Linked DNA regions of Homo sapiens: region 2 is linked to region 1. The links are chromatin contacts, found by Hi-C in ENCODE. All regions are on one chromosome and are shown on one strand. Each heading gives the region's core, a stretch centred on a gene start or an enhancer-like site at or near the end of the contact. The rest is flanking DNA. Distances are from core to core; before and after follow the strand shown.

Region 1 (2,989 bases), core at 203-2,702:
GGAAAGGAAGGCTGCCGCCTACATCAGAGGGTGTGAAACAAAGGCTCCCCAAAGTGGGAATGTTCTCAGCCACCCGCTGTCCAAATGTGGTGCCCTGGCAGAACGATGGCTTCAGCAGAGGACGTCAGAGAAGGCTCTGGGTCTGGACCACAGGAGGCAGATCCCTAGGAACAGCGTGGAGGCAGTTCTCAGGGGCTAGATCCCGCCAGCCCTTCTGTGTCCTGCCTAAGTTGGGCCTGCTTCCTGTGGCGCAGGGGAGCCCCCGAAGGGTTTTATGGCCAGGCTTGTCCTCTGGATACGTCCCTGACTATAGTTCAGGGAATTCCTGAGGGGCAGATGAGGAGTGTGCGGAAAGGGAGGCCAGTTAGGCTGCCAAAACGTTGCAGGCAGCAAGGCTACTGGCCTGAAGGACGGCAGAAAAGGGAATGTGGAGAAAGCCGCCCCTGTCCAGTCCTGGCCCCCGGGCCCGGGGCTGGCTGCTGCAGCCACCTCCTAAACACACTCTGGAGTTCAGACCTCAGCCCCTCACGAATGCAAATCGACGGGACCCCTGGTCGGCTCTGCCGAAAACTCTGGTAAGGGTAAGGCAGGGCCCTCCGGAAAAGCCAGTCTTCGGCCTGGCACTCAAGGCCCTGCGCACCTTTGGCTCCCCATCTAACTCGCCCCGCTCTTGCTCCCTCTCCTCACTGAGGTCCCTTCCTAGCTTATGTGGCTCCTCCAGCCCCGTTTTTGGCCGCGATCGCTCAGCGCTACAGAGCTTCGCTCCGGTCCGACCCCGCAGGGAGCGGGAGCCGGGACATGTGTCACGTTCCGTGCTGCAGCTTGGGGGCCGGGCGCACCATGGAGGCTCGGGGACTCCTCTTCGTATGGGCAGACAAGGAAAAGCCTGGCTGCCGGTAAACGTGCGCGAGGTGCTTTGGTCCCCCCGTCCCAAGGCCGCCTGCCTCTCGGGGGAAGGCCCGGCCCGCAGCGACGGACCCTGAAAGGCCGGACCCCCGCATCCCTCCTGCCCCCAACACCACCTGCCGTGGGTCAGAGGCTCGCAAGAAAGAAGCCCCGGCTGGGCCGCTACCTGAGCAGCGGGAGAGGCTGGACAGCAGGAGCAGCGCCAGGGCGCCGAGAGATGCCATCGCCGCCATCGCCTCTTCTCTGCCTAGAGGAAAAGAAAACGAGCTCCCATGAACACGAGGGGCAAACGAGGAAGAGCGACGCGTAAGTGGCAGCGGCAGCCAATCGCGCACCGAACGGCTGGGCCGGCATTGTGACGTCTCTGGCAGCACTGACGTGGCCCCTCCCTGAGCCAGGGGCCCAGCTGGTCGCGGTCCCCCCCTCAACATGGCGGCAGCGGTGCTCTAGGCGCCGGAAGGGGGCGTGAATCGGTGCGACCGCGCGCGTGCGCAGTACCGGGTCCGCGCCTGTCCCCGAAACTTCGCACCCCGTCGAACTCTCGCGAGAGCGGTATCTGCGTGTCGGGACGTGCGGAGGCTCTCACTTTCCGTCATGGCGCTGAAGGTAGCGACCGTCGCCGGCAGCGCCGCGAAGGCGGTGCTCGGGCCAGCCCTTCTCTGCCGTCCCTGGGAGGTGAGCAGGGAAAGAGCCACGGGACCGCGGCAGCGGTCGCAGGGGAGCGGTGGGGTAGCCGCACCCGAAGCAGTCTGGAGTCCGATTGGCTAGGGGCCCCACCAGGGGCGGGGAAAGGGCTTCGCGCCGGGGTTGATTGGCCGCCTCCGCTGTCACTGAGGGGATTGGCCGAAGTTGGCCCTGGACCGGCTCCCCCAGGGGGTCTGCATCGGGTGGCGGGGGGCCCTCCGGACGGGCCGGGAGAGTGGGCCACGGCGGCTGTCACCTCCTTAGTGTCCTTGAAGGAGCCCTTCTGAGGCAGTCACTCACGTATCCCGGCCCGCCTTTCTCAAACCGCTTCGGGAATCCGGTTCCGGGACTCAAATTTCTCCACGGTTTCCTCTCTCGTGGACCGCTTTGCCACCTATCCCGGTGGCAAAGAACCGGACTTTGCCAGTCATCCCCCATAGTCCCCCAGTCTTAGAGCCCCAGATGCCTTCCCCTCGAGGCGCCTGGAATGGGAAGGAGCTAGGGTTTCTGAGGCTGCGGGGGTTTTGCTTCTGCTCTTCTCCGTGTGCGGTCTTGCGTATTCAGGTCCGAGTCTTCTTTCCTTACACTTATTTAAGAAGAGGTTAATTTAGGTCCTAGGTGGGCTGGAAACCATCTGAAGCAGCTGCCAGCCAGCACCTGGCCCTGATGGGTAAGAGGTTTGACCTCTAGGCCATGCTCCCACACTGAGCCACTGCGTGGCCTTAGGCCATTTCCTCCTCTCTCTGGGTTCTAGTTTCCCCTTTGGAACCCAGAGGGGAGGAGACTTCATGTTCTCAAAGGATCCTGTCAACTCTGACCTTCCAGAACTCCGTGACTTTGCGGCCACTCCCCAGGGACATCTCTACTTGCCATGTTTTCTCCTTCTGACCTCTGGGGGAGACTGCTTGTGCCTAATGAAATTCTCTTGACGATGCTGACTTCTCCCACCTTGCTGCTGAAAGGACGGCAGTATATAGTGGCTTTCCAGAGGCTCTGATGGCTCCAGCAACTGGGCTCCTGTAGGCTCTTGGTGAAGACATGTGTGCCTCCTCCCTGACCTCCCCTGTGTGTGTGCCTGTGTGTGCGTTGGGGTGGGAGTAGGGGACAGTGAACGGTGGGTAGCTGGGCAGTGCCTTGCCCTGAGACTGACCGTCCTGGGTGTGAGAACCCTTACAGAGGAACCCCAGGTCTTGAATCCCACTGATTTGGACGCCATAGGAAAACATGCAGCCACCATTGACACATGGTCCAACAGAAATATGCCAAAGACAGAAGCCTCAGCAGGCATAAGATGTGGGGTGTGGATGTTCTTTCTTTCCATGGAACCATGAAAGGGTGATGGGAGAGCGGGAGGCGTGTACATATTGCATCCTGCCTCACACTTGGCTCCTTTGATTGG
Region 2 (2,989 bases), core at 162-2,661, 86 kb after region 1:
CTGTCCTCGGGTCCCAGGGCAGCCTGCACACGCAGCTCTGAGGTGTGGCACTTGGCAGGGTTGCCCATCGTGGAAAACCTGGGCTCTTCCCCTTCAGACTGTTCAGCTCAGTGCCAAGGGCCTGGCACATATGAAGGGCGCTGAAACATTTGGTGACTGAATGGGCTGTCCCGGGCTGACGGCGACAGCTTTAGGTGCGTGCCTGGGTTGAACTTGTTGGGCTTTTTAGCCAAGAAGCCCAGCTTTTCAGGTCTTAGGAGCTATGACAGTTTGTGAAGGCGGGTCCATCGGGGCCACCTCCAGGGGACCACACTGGATGAGCCACTGGTTTCCACTTGTGGAAGACTCCGGCAGTCGCTCCTGTTCCCTTCCTGCCAACCTTGCACTTCGGGGGCACAGCTAGCGAGAGGCCCTCTTGAGTCTTGGAGTGTGTTGGGGACGGCAGCTCCCTCTGGGCTGGGGTTTGTGTGTTCAGAGGACCTGCACTGCCTTCTCTGCCTTACTCAGCTTAAATGACGGTCAAGGTTAGGCCCAAAGTGCTGGTTAGCAGCCAGTCGCAGGAAGGCCCCTGTTTGTGTGGAAGCCCCCTGAATTTTTGCTGACCTGAACTTGATCCACAGGCATCTTTTGTTTCCTCTTTACCCCTCCAGGGTAGAATCCCATCGCTGCCATTAGCCCAGATGGAGCTGCCCGTGCTTCTCTGCTGAGCTGCTTTTTCTTCTTTTTTAGGTTGAGTCATCTAATCACAGACTACCTTTGCCTAAGTTGTCTTACCTCAGTCGGTTGCTCTCTACCCTCCAGCTTACCCCAAACCCCTCAGATAGCTGGTTTTAAAAAAGATACACAGCAAAACCCCAGAAACCCAGCTGGTCTGTGTCACTTGTTCTCAAGAAGAAGGGAGGACAGGCCAGACCCACACCTGCCCCTTTGCCCTGCGCTTAGTGCACTGTCCTCAGGATGGGTGAGCTCCATCTGGGTCGTGGGCTGGAGCTGCCACAAGTCATGTTCTCATTTGAAACGGCCTCCATTTCCCCCAGCTCTAGCCCTCCTCTTCCCGTCTTCTCCAGCGTCTGTGTGCTGGGAGGCTACAGGGAAGGCCACGCAGCTGTACCAAAATGGACTTGGGGCAGCCCTTTGGGGCAGCCTTCTCGGGTCTGCTCTAGGTGACTCTCCCAGTTGTAACCTGTTTTCCTGATTCCAGACTGGTGGGTAAGAGTCGCTGAGGGCAGTGGAAGCCCTGGTGTTAGTCATTCTTCTTCACTGAAGCCTTCCTGAGGCGTCACCTGACTTGCTTCCTTGCCTGGGCGCTGCCTCATTTTTTTTCTTCCACAGCTGGGGCGTGTTCACCCAGAGTCCACTGGCCACCCTGCGGTAGGCCTGGAAAGTCAGCAGGTGGCGCTGGGACACCGGCTTTCTGCCGGCTGGGGGCTGAGGAGTGAGCTTATGTGAACACCATGTGTATGCAGGGGCTGGGGGTTGAATGACTTGACTCGCCTGAAACCCGTCAGCAGGGCGGGCCGGGGGTGGCCACAGCATGGAATCTTTTGGTCGGGACTTGCTCCTTCTCCATTTCCTATTAAGCCCGTGTCCTCTTCCCCTTGCTCATGGGGGAAGACAGGGCTGCTGAAAAGTGCTTATGAGCCATGGCTCTCTCCATTTGATATGGTTGGCCCTGTTTCTCTAGTCTGTGGAGAGGTTCTGTTTCTCCTGCCTTCTCTGGTTTACTCAACCTTTTATAAAAGCACGATAGCCCTGCTCAGTGTCCAACAACATTCTATCAAGAAAGCCCAGTCAGATTGAGGCATTGGGGCTGCCATGTGTCTTCCAAGGCCACATCTGGATTCTGTTAAGTTTCGTTCACTGGCCTTTTTTTGGACCCCAGGCCATTCTATTGGTGACCACCCTGTATCTGTAGGAGTTGCCTTTGGCTCTTAGGTTCTTTCCTGTTTTCTGGAAATGAATAGCTAAGAACAGTGATTCGGGTAAGACTACTTGGGAGATCCAGCAGAGGCAGAAGCTAAAGGCCATGTTCGTGCCCTGTCCTGGGGGCCTGGGAAGCTACAAGGGAACAGACAAGCGCACGTTAACGTGCCTGAGTGACCCAGTGTGAGGGAGCGGGAAAATGTTCTAGAAGGCTGGCTCCCAGGCTGAAAAATGCCAGTGATCAGAGAGGACCTGGTCTGCATTGCTTGGGCCCTGGGTGGGGGTTGAGGGTGTGAGGATGCAGAGGCTGGAGCTCTGGGTTGTGCCTTCAGGTCGCGGCAGTGAATGTTTTTTCCCCCTGCAGCCATGAGCCTGGCTTGCCCATCAGAACGGGTCTGAGACGGCGCCTTCCCACTCCTGTCTTCTGTCTCCTCTGTTGCTAGACTGAGCAGCTCTGTGTCTGCCTCTGCCCCTCTTGGTGCCAGGCTCCCAGGTGAACACAGGTGCAGTCTAGGCCCAGGGAGATTCTGTCCAGCCTTACGTGCAGCCTCAAATCTGTCCCCTCACCTGTCAGGGAGCATTTCCTCTCCTGGGAGTGGGATCCAGTCATCTGGAAGCCCAGCCCCGCGCCCTCCCCCCCTTTTTTTTTTTAGCTATACTTGCTGGAGTGGGCGGAAGACCCCTTTTCAGTGTGCCAGGTATGGGAGTGCAGAGATGAAGGCACAGTGCCCAGCCTAAAGACCTTCATAGCCTGGTAGGGCAGCCATATAAACGGATGGCAGCCACGCAGAGAACAGAGAATGAGGTAGTTACATGCGGGTGCCTGGGGGGCTGCTGCAGGAGCCCCCAGAAGGCGTCCCTCTGATGGGGTGGGAGATCCAAAAGGGTTTCTGGGGGGAGGTGAGGATTGAGCTGGGTCGAGAGGACATTCCGGCCTGGAGAACTGCCACACAGAGCCAGGCGTGTTCCAGGAATGGTGAGGGGTTAGGTGTTACTAGAGCAGGGGGCCACGTGGTTAGTGAAGGAGGAGAGCTCACTGAGGGCATGCGTGCTGGCAGCAGGTGGC

The links. Hi-C counts contacts between places; a loop is a spot of excess contacts on that map. Pooled maps may share reads with other maps.
Region 2: a pooled map shows a loop between it and region 1 (2.3-fold over the local background). The contact joins the enhancer-like site here to the promoter of IDH3G in region 1. A Hi-C loop is called at or near these places in 1 of 50 pooled maps.

The regions. Positions count from the first base shown.
Region 1 is chrX:153,792,838-153,795,826 of GRCh38, reverse strand. IDH3G (isocitrate dehydrogenase (NAD(+)) 3 non-catalytic subunit gamma) reads left to right here and starts at 1,452. Exons shown (of 13, transcript NM_004135.4): 1 at 1,452-1,581. The coding sequence starts at 1,501. It overlaps SSR4 (signal sequence receptor subunit 4), which reads right to left and starts at 1,159. Exons shown (of 6, transcript NM_006280.3): 1 at 1,073-1,159. The coding sequence starts at 1,139. RefSeq lists enhancers at 1,203-1,462, 1,362-2,089 and a silencer at 1,753-1,902.
Region 2 is chrX:153,706,958-153,709,946 of GRCh38, reverse strand. The region is part of intron 4 of BCAP31 (B cell receptor associated protein 31); the gene reads left to right. Among named protein-coding and RNA genes, the nearest start is that of BCAP31, 16 kb to the left of the region's middle. RefSeq lists enhancers at 1,239-1,533, 2,521-2,989. Within about 2 kb of position 1,411, at least 3 of the 41 ENCODE cell types and tissues checked have a DNase peak (open chromatin) inside an H3K27ac peak, as active enhancers do.